Regions from separate parts of the Homo sapiens genome. Here region 1 is linked to region 2. A link is a loop called in an ENCODE intact Hi-C map of the cell type or tissue named here. Cell type or tissue: HCT116. All regions are shown on one strand. Links, peaks and the distances in the headings refer to the core of each region. The heading gives the core; the rest is flanking DNA.

Region 1 (8,333 bases), core at 18-8,017, 390 kb before region 2:
CTGTAACACAACAGTAAGTATTTGCATATAAACATATCCAAACAGAAGAAATACTGTACAAAAGATAAAAAATGGTACACCTGTGTAGGCACATTCCCATAATGGAGCTCACAGTACTGGTAGTGGCTCTGGATGAGTGAGTGAGTGAGTGTTGAGTGAATGAAGGCCTGGGACGCCACTGTACACAACTGTAGGCTTTATAAGCACTGTACACTTAGGCAAATTTTAGAACTTATTTAAAAATTTGTCTTTCCTGAATAATAAATTAACCTTAGCTTACTGTAACTTTTTAAATTCATTTATTTATTTACTTTTTTTTTTGAGACAGAGTTTCCCTCTTGTTGCCCAGGCTGGAGTGCAACAGCGTGATCTCCGCTCACAGCAACCTCCGCCTCCCAGGTTCAGCCGATTCTCCCGCGTCAGCCTCCTGAGTAGCTGGGATTACAGGCATGTGTCACCACGCCCAGCTAATTTCGTATTTTTAGTAGAAATGAGGTTTCTCCACGTTGGTCAGGCTGGTCTCCAACTCCCGACCTCAGGCGATCCGCCTGCCTCAGGCTCTCAAAATGCTGGGATTACAGGCGTGAGCCACCGCGCCCAGACTCTTTTTAACTTTATAAACTTAAAAATGTGCAAACTTCCTGACTCTTTTGTAATAACACTTAGCTTAAAACACAAACATTTTTTCACCTGTACAAAAATATTTTTTCTTTATATTCTTATTCTGTAAAATTTTGTCTGTTTAAAAACTTTTACGTTAAAAACGAAGAGACAAACACACACATGAGCCTAGGCCTACACAAATTCAGGATCATGAAGATGTCACTAGGCCATGGGGATTTTTCAGCTCTTTTATAATCTTATGGGACCACCATAGTACGTGGGGTTGCTCACTGACTGAAACGGCCTTATATGGAACTTGACTGTACATGGAAAACATACTGGTAAAAGCGGATGTGGACGAAATCTTCATATACATTTAGTATTCGTTCTAGGTGCTGAACTTAGGGAAAAAGATGCAAAGTTCCTCGTTAACACAAAGTTTGGTGTGGGACAGACAGTAAAGGGCAAATAAACAAAAAATGTCAGATTGAGAAAAATGCTATTAAAAAAAAGGTCGGGGCGGGGTGGGACCGGGAGCGGTGGCTCACGCTTGTAATCCCACCACTTTGGGAGGCCGAGGCGGGCGGATCACGAGGTCAGGAGATCGAGACCATCCTGGCCAACATGGTGAAACCCTATTAAAAATAAAAAAAATTAGTCGGGCGTGGTGGCGGGCGCCTGTAGTCCCAGCTACTCGGGAGGCCGAGGCAGGAGAATCGCTTGAACCTAGGAGGCGGAGGTTGCAGTGAGCCGAGATCGTGCCACTGCACTCCAGCCCAAGCGACAAGAGCAAAACTCTGTCTCAAAAAAAAAAAAAAAAAAAAAAGAATATGAGAGGGGAAGTAACCGAGGACGCCACCTTCATCATGAATGTCTGGAAAAGGCCCCCAAGGAGGGGGCCATCGGAGCCAGATGTGGGCAGGAGGAAAAGTGCACGGGGGTGGGAAGAGACGAGCGAAGCCTGCTGGTTCCAGGCTGCCGGCGCTCCCCGGGGGCTGCAGGCCATGCTCCATGCTCCACGCTCCATGCTCCATGCTCCACGCTCCACGCTCCATGCTCCATGCTCCCTACAGCTATGGCGGGCAGGAAGGTGGGGGCTGGGGCGAGGCCCAGGCGCGGGGCTGACGGTGAGCCCCGGGACCATTTGCATTTCATCCCAGGTCCCAAGGAAACCATTACAGGGCTTCCAACAAGCAAACAGCAAGTTTTTTTAGGTTAGAAGATGGGCCGGACAGCTGCATGGAGAATGGATTTGGGGAGAACAGAAAAATCTATTAGATTTGGGAATCCCGCGAAGGGCTGCCAGGGGTTTGGAGCAGATGGCGGCAGAGGAGATGAAATGCAGGGAGAGCGGGAAAACAGGAGAAAGAACCACCCCCTCGCCCTGCAGCTCGCCGGTGGATTGGATGAAGAGCGGAAGGGAAACAGGAATCAAGAATGAGTCTCGCCCGGCGCGGTGGCTCACGCCTGTAATCTCAGCACTTTGGGAGGCTGAGGCGGGCGGATCATCTGAGGTCACGAGTTCGAGACCAGCCTGACCAACATGGTGAAACCCCGTCTCTACTAAAATACAAAAATTAGCCGGGCGCAGTGAAGGGCGCCTGTAATCTCAGCTACTTGGGAGGCTGAGGCAGGAGAATCCCTTGAACCCGGGAGACGGAGGTTGCAGTGAGCCGAGATCGCGCCATTGCACTCCAGCCTGGCAACAGAGCGAGACTGTCTCCAAAAAAAAAGAAAAAAGAAAAGAAAGAGTCTCCTAGGTTTTTTGCTAGAGTAATTTGAGTTGGGGGTATTGCCATCTCCAGAGATAAGAGGAGAGGAAAAGAAAGGGAAGAGACTGGTGTCTTGATCACAATGTAAGCATGTTAATATAGAAAAGACTTAGCCAGATATTGTAAGGAAACATATTTACATGAAGTTTTGAAATAAAATAAAAAATGCAATTTAGGAAATCACCGCCAGACACTTGCTTTCTTGAGAGTGTATTACTTGCCCATCTGCCCGTTTTCAACATTTGAGGCCAGTGGCCAGCCACGGGTCACCGCAGGGCGAGGGCTACAAGTCTCCCGGCGAGGCCGGCTCCGGCCTGGTCCCAGGATGAGAACACGCTTCCCCTCCCTGACTATCTAACCCCTTTGACCGACACATTCCAAGTAGTGAGCAACACAACCCCCTTCTCCCCATTTGAAAAAAGTTCCATGAAACAAGACTCACCCCTGTTACCGCGAAGCACTCTGCTATTTCCAATGCCACCTCCTCCCAAACGTAAAACAAAGGAGAAACTGCAGTGGAAACGTGGACTGCCCTGCGCCCCCTCCCAAGACCCACCCTCCGGACTGACGCGGTCTAATCAGGCTACAGCCACCCATCAGCTCCGCCAGGGTTAGGGAGGGCGTGGCCGGCCCCGCCCTGGGGCGCCGCCCTGGAGCCACCTGGCCCGCGCGTTCACTCTCTGCCCGGAGCCGCCTGGCACCTGGGCGGCGCGCTCACCCTCAGCCCGGGGCCCCCAGGCACCCGGCCCGCACGCAAACCCTCAGCCCGGGGCCCCCTGACCCCCGCGTTCACCCCTCAGCCCGGCCGCCGGGCACTGCGCATCCGCCACGTGGCAGCGCCTCCAGAGCCCAGACGCCCGGCGTTGGCACGTGGTGAGCGCTCAATAAATGTCTGTTGAACAAATACGCGTGGGTGTAATCACATTTACCCTTTTAGGCCGGACGCGGTGGCTCACGCCTGTCGTCCCAGCACTTTGGGAGGCCGAGACGGGGGGATCACATGAGGTCAAGCGTTCGAGACCAGCCTGGCCAACATGGCGAAACCCCGTCTCTACCGAAAAATACAAAAATTAGCCAGGCATGGTGGTGCTCGCCTGTAATCCCAGCTACTCAGGAGGCTGAGGCAGGAGAATCGCTTGAACCCGGGATGCGGAGGTTGCAGTGAGCCGAGATCGCGCCACTAAGCTCCAGCCTGGGTGATAGAGCGAGGCTCCATCTCAATAGAACAAAACAAAACATTTACGCTTTTGCAGATCGAGGAAAAAAATCAAGCGGAGGAGGCAGTTTTTACCCCCCGAAATAGAGGTTGACTCGAACGCAAACCCCCACACCTTTCCCACCCCACCCTACCCCCAGTTGTTTCAAACACCCCCAGTGTTTGTTTTCTTTTTTCTTTTTCTGGCCATTAATGTGACTGTATTGCTAAAGGCAACACAACTCACTTTGAAAGCAATGGTCAGTCAACGCTCACTATTGGCTACAGTCTAGTGAAATGTAATAGGTCGTATAAGTACACCCAGACCATTAGAACGAAACCCAGATCGATATTTAAAAACCTCCTAAATGTTGACTTGAAGCTTTTCTGCATATATATCTGGGAGCAGTTCTCCACTTTTTTCTTTTTTTAAATCTGTTTCTGAATAAGCTTCAATTTTGAGGTTGGCCAATAAAATATAATTTTCCTTCCTTCCTTCCTTCCTTCCTTCCTTCCTTCCTTCCTTCCTTCCTTCCTTCCTTTCTTTTCTTTCTCTTTTTTTTTCTTTTTTGAGACGGAGTCTTTCTCTGTCCCCCAGGCTGGAGTGCAGTGGCACCGTCTCACCTCACTGCAACCTCCGCCTATTTGGTTCAAGTGATTCTCCTGCCTCAGCCTCCCCAGTAGCTGGGATTACAGGCATGCACCACCACGCACGGCTAATTTAGTATTTTTAGTAGAGACAGGGTTTCTCCATGTTGGCAGGCTGGTCCGACCTCAGGTGATCCGCCTGTCTCGGCCTCCCAAAGTGTTGGGATTACAGGCGTGAGCCACTGCGCCTGGCCAATAGGATATAATTTTCAATGAAGGAAATATTTATTATTCCCTGATCTCCTCCAGTAGGCATAGCAGGACCTCTCCATTTGAAATCCGATTTCAATAAAGCTTCCTTAGTTCCTTACCTTAGAATGTATTATTTGCAGACGAGGGTCAGAAAGCCGATTTACCAGTCAGAAGGACTTCCCTCAACTTCCCTCCTTCTGTCTCTATGGCGCCTTGCTGTGGCCTCTTTAGAAACTACAGGGGAATTCCACCAGCCTTTTTTTTTGTTTCCCTTGGAGATAAAAATGTTAACATTTGGGTTTCGATAAGAAATACTTCAATGAACCGAAGAATGTTGACCAGAACCTTCTTTGTAAGCCTTTAAGTGGCAATGTCATTGAAAGCCCCTTTCCTCACTAGATGGAAACACACACACTTAGCTCAAGCCGAGGATCCTTTCTTTGGGTTGTCGGAAACCACCCTTTATCACTCCCTTAACCATTCACACAGTGCATCCCATAAACTAGATTGATTTATAATCGCCTCCCCTACCACTGATTCCATTTGATCGCTTGGGTGTGGCTCTGTTTGGGCATTAGAGACAGCATGTTTAGAAAATCTAATTTTACATTTCACACTCCACCTCTTCCATAGATTATTTTTGCTCCCATTATCGTTTAGCTTTCCTTTCCATGGGCCTGAAGAAGAAACCAAAACGAATGAACTCATCTGTTGTGATATGAACTCAGCTCAAAGGAAATTGAATTTCTCCTAAATGAGCTCGAGAACCAATTAAACCGTGAAACAGAAGTGGGCTGTCTTGAAATTGACCACAAAGAGGTTATGCATAGAAAAAGTGTTGTCCATTGCTGGAATTTTAGTCATAGTGATTCTTCTGCCAGTAACATCATGGTCACTTAAAACACTTGTATTTCGACCATTTTATCTGTGTTACAAATCAATATTTTCCTTAAAACCCTTAAAATGCAAAAACTATAGATATGCATTAATTCACTCTATACAGATTTGAGTTTCTCCCCTACACAGGCGGAGGTTCTAGGCCCTGGTGGATACGTATTCCTGGCCTCCTGGGGTTTGAATGCGGAATGGCCAGGTCAGAACAGGAGGGTAAGAACTAGATTGAGGTGAGTAACTCACTTGTAAACAAAACACCCTCAGTAATCAGTATTAGTAATATTTTAACCTGGCATGTAAAAGAATCAAAATCAACGCAACAATTTATAGAGAACAAAATATCCACATTGTAAATAAAGACAGTCAGAGGATACCAGCCAAATAATCATGATTGTAAGTGTCACAATGCAGCTATTATTAGCACAATGAAGGAGAGGTGCGTGGTGCTGTGGGAGCCACATAGGAGAGCCGGGAAGTTAGGGGAGGTTTCCCTGATCTGCAGGAATCAGCGTGGACGGCAGAGCCTCCCTGACAGGAGAGGGAATAGTTATGGAAGGACCTGAGATGAGTGGAGGCGAGTGTGGAGAGGCTATGCAGGCCCAGACTCTGGGACCCCGTAGGCCATGGGAAGAACTTCGATCTTCAGTCCAGGAGCCCTGGGAACGGAATATTGTAAGAAAACATGCCTTATCTATAAATGCTTATTAACCTTAAACTTGTAAAACATTATTTCATTATTAGAGCTTCAGCTTATTTCTATTTGATTTAGCTAATATAAATTGAATACACGCACAGTCTCATTTTATCTGAAATCAAATTTCTAAAATAGTTATTATTACTGTTATTATAATTTCATTTGCGTTTTAAAATAACCCCGAGGCACAAAGAAACTTTATACAGGAATAAGTTTCTAAACTCAGATTAGAACCCAAGTGTTGGCTGGGCGTGGTGGCTCATGCCTGTAATCCTAGCACTTTTGGAGGCCGAGGCCAGCACATTGCCTAAGCTCAGGAGTTGGAGACCAGCCTGGGCAACATGGTGAAACCCCCTGTCTCTAATAAAATTAAAAAAAAAAAAAGAAAAAAAAAAAGTCAGTCGTGGTGGCGGGCGTCTGTAGTCCCAGCTACTCGGAAGGCTGAGGCAGGAGAATTGCTTGAACCCAGGAGGCAAGGGTTGCAGTGAGCCGAAATTGTGCCGCTGCACTGCAGCCTGGGCGACAGGGCGAGACTCCATCTCCAAAGACAAACGAAAAAAATGAAACAAAAATCCCTCTCCCTCTCTCCCTCTCCCCACGGTCTCCCTCTCCCCACGGTCTCCCTCTCCGTCTCCCTCTCCCCACGGTCTCCCTCTCCCCACGGTCTCCCTCTCCCCACGGTCTCCCTCTCCCTCTCCCCACGGTCTCCCTCTCCCTCTCTTTCCACGGTCTCCCTCTGATGCCGAGCCGAAGCTGGACTGTACTGCTGCCATCTTGGCTCACTGCAGCCTCCCTGCCTGATTCTCCTGCCTCAGCCTGCCGAGTGCCTGCGATTGCAGGCGTGCGCCGCCACGCCTGACTGGTTTTCGTATTTTTTTGGTGGAGACGGGGTTTCGCTGTGTTGGCCGGGCTGGTCTCCAGCTCCTAACCGCGAGTGATCCGCCAGCCTCGGCCTCCCGAGGTGCCGGGATTGCAGACGGAGTCTCCTTCACTCAGTGCTCAATGGTGCCCAGGCTGGAGTGCAGTGGCGTGATCTCGGCTCGCTACAACCTCCACCTCCCAGCCGCCTGCCTTGGCCTCCCAAAGAGCCGAGATTGCAGCCTCTGCCCGGCCGCCATCCCATCTGGGAAGTGAGGAGTGTCTCTGCCCGGCCGCCCCTACTGGGAAGTGAGGAGCCCCTCTGCCCGGCCACCACCCCGTCTGGGAGGTGTGCCCAGCAGCTCATTGAGAACAGGCCATGATGACCATGGCGGTTTTGTGGAATAGAAGGGGGGGAAAGGTGGGGAAAAGATTGAGAAATCGGATGGTTGCTGTGTCTGTGTAGAAAGAAGTAGACATAGGAGACTCCATTTTGTTCTGCACTAAGAAAAATTCTTCTGCCTTGGGATCCTGTTGATCTGTGACCTTACCCCCAACCCTGTGCTCTCTGAAACATGTGCTGTGTCCACTCAGGGTTGAATGGATTAAGGGTGGTGCAAGATGTGCTTTGTTAAACAGATGCTTGAAGGCAGCATGCTCCTTAAGAGTCATCACCACTCCCTAATCTCAAGTACCCAGGGACACAAACACTGCGGAAGGCCGCAGGGTCCTCTGCCTAGGAAAACCAGAGACCTTTGTTCACTTATCTGCTGACCTTCCCTCCACTATTGTCCTGTGACCCTGCCAAATCCCCCTCTGCGAGAAACATCCAAGAATGATCAATAAAAAAAAAATAAAAATAAAAAAATAAAAAATAAAAAAATAAAAAAATAAATGAAACAAAAACAACAACAAAAGAACCCATCTTGCTCCTTTGATATGCGTCACTGTGGTCTAATATAGTATTTTACATTAAGGTATTTTGCAAACTCTGTAGTTGTATTTTTCATTTAAGAAATCTCTCCATGTTATTATTGGCTATGATTTGTAATGCCTTTTTACATGCTTGTTTGATCTTGATAGCACCTTAGGGATTGTTATTATCCATTTTATAGATGAGGAAATGTGAAGTCAGTAGTGACAAATGCCTTATTCAAAGCCCTATAGGTATTAGTTTACAGAGCAGAGTTTAGAACCCAAATCTTGCTATCCTGATACAAAATGTAAAGATAAAGTTAATTTGCCAAGTTCAGTCAGTTGTTTAAAGAGCTTGTTTTTTGTTTTTTTGTTTTTTGTTTTTTGTTTTGGATGGACTCTGGCTCTGTCTCCCAGGCTGGAGTGCAATGGCACAATCTCGGCTCACCGCAACCTCCGCCTCCCTGCCTCCTGGATTCAAGCGATCAAGCGATTCTCCTGCCTCAGCCTCCCGAGTAGCTGGCACTAACAGGCGCCCGCCACCACGCCCGGCTAAGTTTTT
Region 2 (8,333 bases), core at 214-8,213:
TTTATTAAGCAGACTCTTAGCTATTTGATATGTTCTGCATGGAAGACACAACCTGAATATTTCTGTATGTTTCTCTTCAACTTCTGATTTTGCAATATTCTTTCCTTAGGGACTTCTTGAAGAGAGCTCACAGGGAAAATTACTACCCCCAGGACTCCATCAGATTTTCATGTCAGTTAGGAACTTTGGCAGTAGTTTTAACAGTTCCTCGTTGTGAATATGATCACTTTGTTAGAACAACTCCTTCCTGCTTCCTCCAATGCTTTAGAAACTCTTCCTTCGTGTTATATTCAATAGGAAAATGAGCAACAGTTCAGCTGTTACGCATACAGTGATCTTTATCATTCTTATTCATAAGTAAAGCAAAAACTGTTAAGATGAGTAGACATATAATAACCAAAGAAAACTTACATATACAACAAAACAATAATATTTTTAAAATGGGGTGTAAAAGAAATATTTTCTTTGCAAAAGTGACCCCTTAGTATAGTGATTAGTAAATTATCACTTCTTCCAGCTCACAAAAAATAATCCCAACTTCCAGCTGAAATAAAAATCGCATTTATTTTGCTAATCTACATAAAAATCGTTTAAATTTGTTTCAGTGAAATAAGACTAGAAACAAAATTGTGGGATGTATTTTTATGGAATTTTGCAAACTTAAATGCAAAGAAGTCACAAATCTAAATATTATAGAGTTTGATCTATTATGAGTTTGTAACAAAAATAAGATATATAGTGTTCTTTTTTATATTTTAGCAATTTTAAAATGTAATACGATCTTCATTGTATCATGATTTAGTAACTTTGCCTAACTTGTTTAAACGTAACTGAAAACTGAGAAAGAGGGTTTTTTTAAATCAAATGTTTGGATGAATATTTGAGTATAGTATGAAAATCTCATACAAATAAATAAGATTTTCAGACAAGGTTACCTTTTTCTTTTTCTTTCTTTTTTTTCTTTACAGATAGAGTCTTTTTAAAATTATTATTATACTTTAAGTTCTGGGATACATGTGGAAGGTGCAGGTTTGTTACATAGATATATACACGTGCCATGGTGGTTTGATACACCCATCAACCCGTCATCTACATTAGGTATTTCTCCTAATGCTCTCCCTCCCCTAACCCCCCAACCCCCAATAGGCCCCAATGTATGATGTTCCCCTCCCTGTGTCCACGTGTTCTCATTGTTCAGCTCCCACTTATGAGTGTGAACAAGCGGTGTTTGATTTTCTGTTCCTGTGTTAGTTTGCTGAGAATGATGGTTTCCAGCTTCATCCATGTCCCTGCAAAGGACATGAACTCATCCTTTTTTATAGCTGCATAGTATTCCATGGTGTATACGTGCCACATTTTCTTTATCCAGTCTATCATTGATGGGCATTTGGGTTGGTTCCAAGTCTTTGCTATTGTGAATAGTGCTGCAGTAAACGTATGTGTTCATGTGTCTTTATAGTAGAATTATTTATTTATTTATTTATTTATTTATTTATTTATTTATTTTTGAGACAGAGTCTTGCTCTGTCACCCAGGCTGGATGGAGTGCAGTGGCGCGATCTCAGCTCACTGCGAGCTCTGCCTCCTGTGTTCATGCTATTCTCCTGCCTCAGCCTCCAGAGTAGCTGGGACTACAGGTGCCAGCCACCACACCTGGCTCACTTTTTGTATTTTTAGTAGAGACGGGGTTTCACCATGTTAACCAGGCTGGTCTTGATCTTCTGACCTCGTGATCCGCCCACCTCGCCCTCCCAAAGTGCTGGAATTACAGGCGTGAACCACCGCCCCCGACCAGTAGAATGATTTATAATCCTTTGGGTATATACCCAGTAATGGGATGGCTGTGTCAAATGGTATTTCTGGTTTTAGATCCTTGAGGAATCACCACACTGTCTTCCACAATGGTTGAACTGATTTACACTCCCACCAACAGTGTAAAAGCATTCCTATTTTTCCACATCCTCTCCAGCATCGGTTGTTTCCTGACTTTTTAATGATCGCCATTCTAACTGGTGTGAGATGGTATCTCATTGTGGCTTTCATTTGCATTAGAGATAGAGTCTTGCTCTGTCACTCAGGCTGGAGGGCAATGGCATGATCATAGCTCACTGCAGCTACGAACTCTTGGACTCAAGTTATCCTCTCGCCTCAACCTCTTCTGTAGCTGGGACTACAGGCGTGTGCCACCATGCCCGGCTAATTTTTTAAATTTTTTTGTAGAGGTGGGATCTCACTATGTTGTCCAGGCTGGTCTTGAATTCCTGGCCTCAAGCAGTCCTCTCACCTGGGCCTCCCAAAGTGCTAGGATTACAGTCATGAGCCACAATTACCAGTCTAAGCTTACCTTTTTCAAGAACAATTCAGAAACCTTAAATGTAGATAATACAGTGTTTTTGAATAGGTCTGTAAAAAGAGAGCTTTGTTTAAGATAAAATAAAAATGCACACATATCTTTAAAAATAGCCTTTATTCCCATATTCTTTGCAAGAGTAAATATCTTCCTTTTTCTTTTCTTTTTTCTTTTTTTCTTTTTTTTTTTTCTGTACAGTGTCTCAGTCTGCCACCCAGGCTGGAGTGCAATAGTGCACTCATGGCTCACTGTAGCCTCAAACTCCTGGGATCAAGTGATCGTCCTGCCTCAGCCTCTCAAGTAGCTGGGAATAGAGGTGTATGCCACCATGTCCAGCTGTTTTTTTTTTTTTTTTTTTTTTTTTTGTCAAGATGAGGGTCTTTCTGTGTTGCCCAGGCTGGTCTTGAACTCCTGGCCTCAGGTGACCCTCCTACCCTGGCCTCCCAAAGTGCTGGGATTATAAGCGTGAGCCAGTGTGCCCAGCCTCTTTCCCGTATTGTTTACCAGATGAAACCTACAGCTTAGTCTTTCTAATCTTGACACTTCTCCCTCATTAAACCTGTAATCATTTGATGTAAGTCTTTCCAGCCAAGAGGAAAGGTGAGCAGATGCTTCTATAGAACTCAGTGCTGCAGCCAGTGGGAGTGTTCAGACCAAAAGCAAGAGCCACTCTGCCGTTCTTCCACCTGTTGTGTCTGCTTTTTTCAACATCAGGCCTGTCTTGCTGCCAGCCCCAGTGAAAATCCAGCTGACTCTCAACTTTATCATCATTGGCCATCTTGAGTCATCAATTGGTTTACTGTAGCTGATATGCCTACACTTCCTTCATTTGAACCCAGGTTGAATCATAAATATTTCATTTACTTTAAAGGATTCCAAAGTGTGTGTATAATATCAGATTTTAATTTTTTCCCCACTGCAAGGTGTTAGAGCAGAAATATTATAATACTGAATTAGAGTTCTGAGAAAGCACGGTTCTGGCTGATGCAATGCAGAAACCCAGCTTTTGTTGCAATTTTTCTGGCTTGGTCAAATTACTCACTTGATGTTCTTGGGCAAACTATTTAAAGCATCTCCTTATGATTCTTCAACTGAAAAATGGGGATACTGTAAAATATAAACTGAAAACATGAGGGTATTAGAGGCCCCACAAACACACACACACACACACACACACACACACACACAAAGAGTTCAGCATGTGTCATTATAACAGGAACTTTTTTGAAGAACTTAATTTCTTTGAGACTTAATTCATAACACTGGAACATATAACCTATGCTAGAGATTTCTGTCTTTTCATTTTAGAACTATTCACTTTATGAAATTTCCATAGAGCTCCCAATGTAAATACATTTCCTCTCTCTCTATGGGACAGTCACTATAGAATTATTTCAAATATTTTATGTTTAAGTTAAGTTAACCTTTGTTAAAATGGAAAAGAATGGGAGTGAGCCCCTTTAGTAAGACAAGCTCTTTAGTGCAGATATGGTATCTGGCATAAAGCCAAACCTTCAGGTGCAAGCCTCCTAGGGTGTTCTTAATTGAGCAGCCCTTGCTTAAGAGGTGTGTGTTACCACAGGCTCAGGAGAAGCACAGAAGTTACAGATAAATAAAGATCTTGGAGCTAAATTTATAAAAAGAACCTTAGGGAACTGTATCATCAACCCCCATTGTTTCAGAATGTTGGAGTAAGTTCATAAATCTCACTAATGGAAGCACAAATATTCCTGAACCGTTGCCTACCTTTTATCAATCTGACCATTTTAGGGAAAGATTTTTCACTAAACTAGAGTGGCGGTGCCCACCTTGAAAGGGAAGAGGCCGAGTTGCTTTCCATTTATTGTTCAGACCCCAGGGGAGTGGGGAGGGAGTGGGGGATGCATCCCAGAGGCAGTGAGTGGGGACCTGGGAGGGGACTATTGGGGAACTACTGAGGACAGGGCGAGTGATTGCTGAACCTCTGTGATGAGACACGAAATCTACATTTACTTTGCCTTTAGCCAGCCTCTCCTCCATAAGAACCATACATTCAGTGGTTTTAAGACGAATTGTGAGAGATTATTTCCAAGTTTCTGAAGACCAGTGAAATCTTGGGTGGCTACTACAGGACTCCACCAAGCCTTGAACCTGGGGCTGCAATGCAAAAAGAGTTCATAAAATGCAGCAGCAATGTAAACTCAAAAATAGTATGAGGAGAAAAGAAAACAGTACTCTTAAGGATGTTTTTCTTTTAATATTGTTGTTTGGTATTTCTAAGTATACTTTTCTTTACTGGTGTTGATTTGATTGACTTATTTCCTTTGCGTTAACAAAAGGGTGCTTGTCCAGACTGGTGCCTGAGTCCTCTCTTCCCAAGGGCATACCCCCATGGGAAAGCAGCTTTGTGCAGAATAAGCCACCATGTGACCTGCACTGCCACCTACTGGTATTTATCTCAAACTGCAGCTCAGGCTAACAGACCTGGGTTTGTATAATATGATTAGCCTGGGAATTACAAAATATTTGCAAACTCTGCATCCAACAAAGGTCTAATATCCAGAATTATAAGAAACTCAAACAAATCAACAAGCGAAGGGTGAACGACCCCATTAAAAATGGGCAAAGGACATGAGCAGACATTTCTTGAAAGAAGATATACACGTGGGCAACAAACATGAAAAAATGCTCAACATCATTATCATCAGAGAAATGCAAATCAAAACCTCAGTGAGATACCATATCATATCAGAGGAATGGCTATTATTAAAAGGTAAAAAAACAACAGATGCTGGTCAGGCTACGGAGAAAAGGGGACGCTTATACACTGCTGGTGGGAATGTAAATTAGCTCAGCCATTGTGGAAAGCCGTTTGAAGATTTCTCAAAAAACTTAAAACAGAATTAGCATTTGACCCAGCAAACCCATTACTGTGTGTATATCCAAAGGAAAATAGATTATTGTACCAAAAAGATATATGCACGCGTATGTTCATTGCAGCACTGTTCACGATAGCAAAGACATGAAATCAACCTAAGGTGACCATCAGTGGTGGACTGGTTAAAGCAAATGTGGTACATATACACTATGGAACACTATGCAGCCATAAAAAGGGTAAAATTATGTCCTTCACAGCAACATGGATGTAGCTGGAATCCGTAATCCTAATTGAATTAATGCAGAAACAGAAAACCAAATACATCATGTTCTCACTTACCAGTGGGAACTAAACATTAACCACATATGGACATAAACATGGGAAAAATGGAGACACTGCAGACTACTAGAGGTGGTAGGGAGAGAGCAGGCAAGGGCTGAAAAACCGCCTATTGGGTACTATGCTCACCACCTGGGTGTAATATACTCATGTAACAAATCTGCACATGTAGTCCCTGTGTCTAAAGTAAAAGTTATTTTTTTTAAATGCAAAAATAGCAGACCATACCCAGAGTGAGTAAGAATTTTGGAGATGTTCTAGCCATTGGTTCAATCCCTTAATTTTACTTCTGGCACACTGAGAGCAGAGAAGAAAGATACACCATGCACATGGTCCAAAGAGAAACAAAGCCTGCCATTAGGTAAAGCTGGAAGGACAGGTTTTTTAATCCATAACGTACCATCGTAGTAGGAAAAAGTCCAGCATGAATTGAACTCAAGTTTTATTTGTGCAGAGGAGACTGGGCATTTTAAAGCAAGAGCGAGAGAAGAGAGCATGGGTGACGGGGGATCAGTCTGGTCAGAGAAGTGGAAAATTACAAAAAGCAGGAAATCGGGGATTGGTCCGTGTGAAACCCACATTGTTTTGTTAACTGGAGCTTGTCAAGATGAGGCCCTTACCCTCCCACAGAGGCTAGGAGATGGGAGCCCTCTCTCCAGGGGTTGGCTGGAGCAAACAGTAGACTCCTTGGGCAGCCTGCAGTGTCCTCAGGCAGGCACTGAAGCCGAGCCGGGGTCGGGGTCGTCCCTGGGGATGCAGCTTTCAACTGTGAGAAACGAACTTAGTGTTTGGAGGCCACTACAAACATGTCTGTATAGACCGAGGCCAAGGCCAGGGTAAGAATGGGCTCAGAGAAGCCTGGCTAAATTTCAAAGACAGAATCTTTGTCAACATTTATTAAAGCGAATGTGCACCTTTTGAATAAGACAGTCTGTCTTTTCACTTAACAAAAAAGTTTTGAATTCTAGACATTATACTGTATGAGAACCTCAGAAATATTTTGATTCTACCCTTTAGTAATCCATAATTATAGAAAACAAATTACTCAGGCAGACATGTTAGATATAGTCTCATCGATAGTAACCCTGAAAAGAAATATTAATTTATTCTAGAGGTTCAATAATACGTTTGAATTCCAGCCTCAAAAAAAAAAAAAAAACCATTGCAAAGGAAGATCCACATCTATATGAAAGCAGTAGTAATCTGAGAGTCAAGCATTGAATTTGCAAGTCAGGCAGAGATGACTTGCCTAGTAAATTTACAGAAAAAGAAAACCATAAGTAGCAGAATTGTTGAACGTAACTTCTGAAGAAATACTGTAAACGGCAGGAACTCCTGTGAAGTGGCTGGGGATGACCAGCTCTGTCTGTTGACAGGGGCTTACCAACAGGTGTACTGGGTATACTAGGAGGTTCTTAGAGAAGCAGCAACACATATTCACATACTAATATTGTTACTCAAAATCTGTAACTTTATTTCAGATGATTTACATCTAAGTGGTAAGAAAAAATAGCTTTAGGGTGGGAGGGATGCATGTTTTATGGTTTAATAATACAATTCTAGAAGTTTCACTTGTAGATTCTACTGCAGAACTTGCCTCTGGTACCTGATTTGTCAGTGTTATATGCTATCGGTATACTGAATCTACTGAGTTTATTACCTCTATCTTACTTTATACAGAAGGAAGGAAGGGAGGAAGAGAAGAGGGTGGGAAGGAGAGAGGGATAAAGGAAGGAAGGGAGGAAGAAGAGAAGGAAGGGAGAGAAGGGTAGGGGAGGGCAGAGGAGAGGAGGGGAGGAGAGGGGAGGAGAGCAGAGGGGAGGGGAGGAGGAGAGGGGAGGGGAGGAGAGGAGAAGGGAGGGGAGGAAGGGGGGGAGAGGGGAGGGGAGGAGAGGAGAGGAGGAGAGGAGAGGGGAGGGGAGGAGAGGAGAGGGGAGGGAAGGAGAGGAGAGGGGAGGAGAGGAGAGGAGAGGAGGAGAGGAGAGGGGAGGGGAGGAGAGGAGAGGGGAGGAGAGGAGAGGAGAGGGGAGGGGAGGAGAGGAGAGGAAAGGGAAAGAAAAGCACATTCTTTTCATTCCTGAATTTGTCAGTCTTTGCCCATCAAATTAACAGGTTACAGTACTATAAATAAAATTCCTTGATTCCATCCTTGCTTTAGACTAAAGTTGTATTATCATTGATGACTCCAATAGGAACACTTTATTACTAAGAAGCAAGAATAGCGCCTCTGCTTATGATTTTGAATTAACTCATTAGATACCCACATTTGCCCCATACTATGCACTTAGACACACTGATTCTACAATCAAAATCTTTCTCTATTGCTCCGATAATAAGCTACAAAACTCTGAAAACAGTGTGATATATTTTAGGCCTCTAAGCTGAAGCGTATACATCTAAAAGCTGACATATCTAGCTGAATGATTTATACATTCACTTTTCAGACTGGCTTTATGCCCAAGCAAGAGAGGGCCTGGATATGCCCAATGCCATGTGCAAAGCACTCATTTTAAACTAGCAAGTCATTATGAAGCATGTATATTTCTATTTCTCACTGTTCCAGCACTTTGTGTGGAAGGTTACCACAAAGATAGATCACATCAGAGAGTTTTAAGAAAGTATTTGGGGCCATTTAAAGTCAATGGCACGCTGCAGAATTATATGAGTTCCTGTGGGAGCCTGCTCTTCAGCAGCGAAGTTTGTGGTTTTTGCTAATTCTGGAAATAAATGGATGGCTCCTTTGGCATTTTTAGACATTCCCATCACATGAGGCAAGAACAGTTCAAA

Evidence for each region. Hi-C counts contacts between places; a loop is a spot of excess contacts. Peaks named below come from ENCODE experiments on the same cell type or tissue, not always from the same donor. Only the 100,000 strongest peaks of a DNase experiment are listed, where the experiment ranks them.
Region 1: it touches region 2 in a loop (5-fold over the local background); 2 of 110 quality-filtered maps call a loop at or near these places.

The regions. Positions count from the first base shown.
Region 1 is chr4:187,990,325-187,998,657 of GRCh38, reverse strand. ZFP42 (ZFP42 zinc finger protein) reads right to left here and starts at 2,887. Exons shown (of 4, transcript NM_174900.5): 1 at 2,818-2,887. LOC124900881 (a long non-coding RNA gene) reads left to right here and starts at 5,779. Exons shown (of 3, transcript XR_007058513.1): 1 at 5,779-5,976. RefSeq lists enhancers at 1,829-2,123, 1,738-2,719, 2,720-3,699. In HCT116, for the core only: a CTCF peak has its summit at 4,630; a DNase peak (open chromatin) is centred at 4,637; H3K27ac peaks cover 260 bases.
Region 2 is chr4:187,603,129-187,611,461 of GRCh38, reverse strand. All of the region lies in intron 2 of LINC02492 (long intergenic non-protein coding RNA 2492), which reads left to right. The region is part of intron 1 of LOC105377604 (a long non-coding RNA gene); the gene reads left to right. Among named protein-coding and RNA genes, the nearest start is that of LINC02492, 65 kb to the left of the region's middle. RefSeq lists an enhancer at 8,229-8,333. In HCT116, for the core only: a CTCF peak has its summit at 4,765 (motif pointing left); a DNase peak (open chromatin) is centred at 4,741.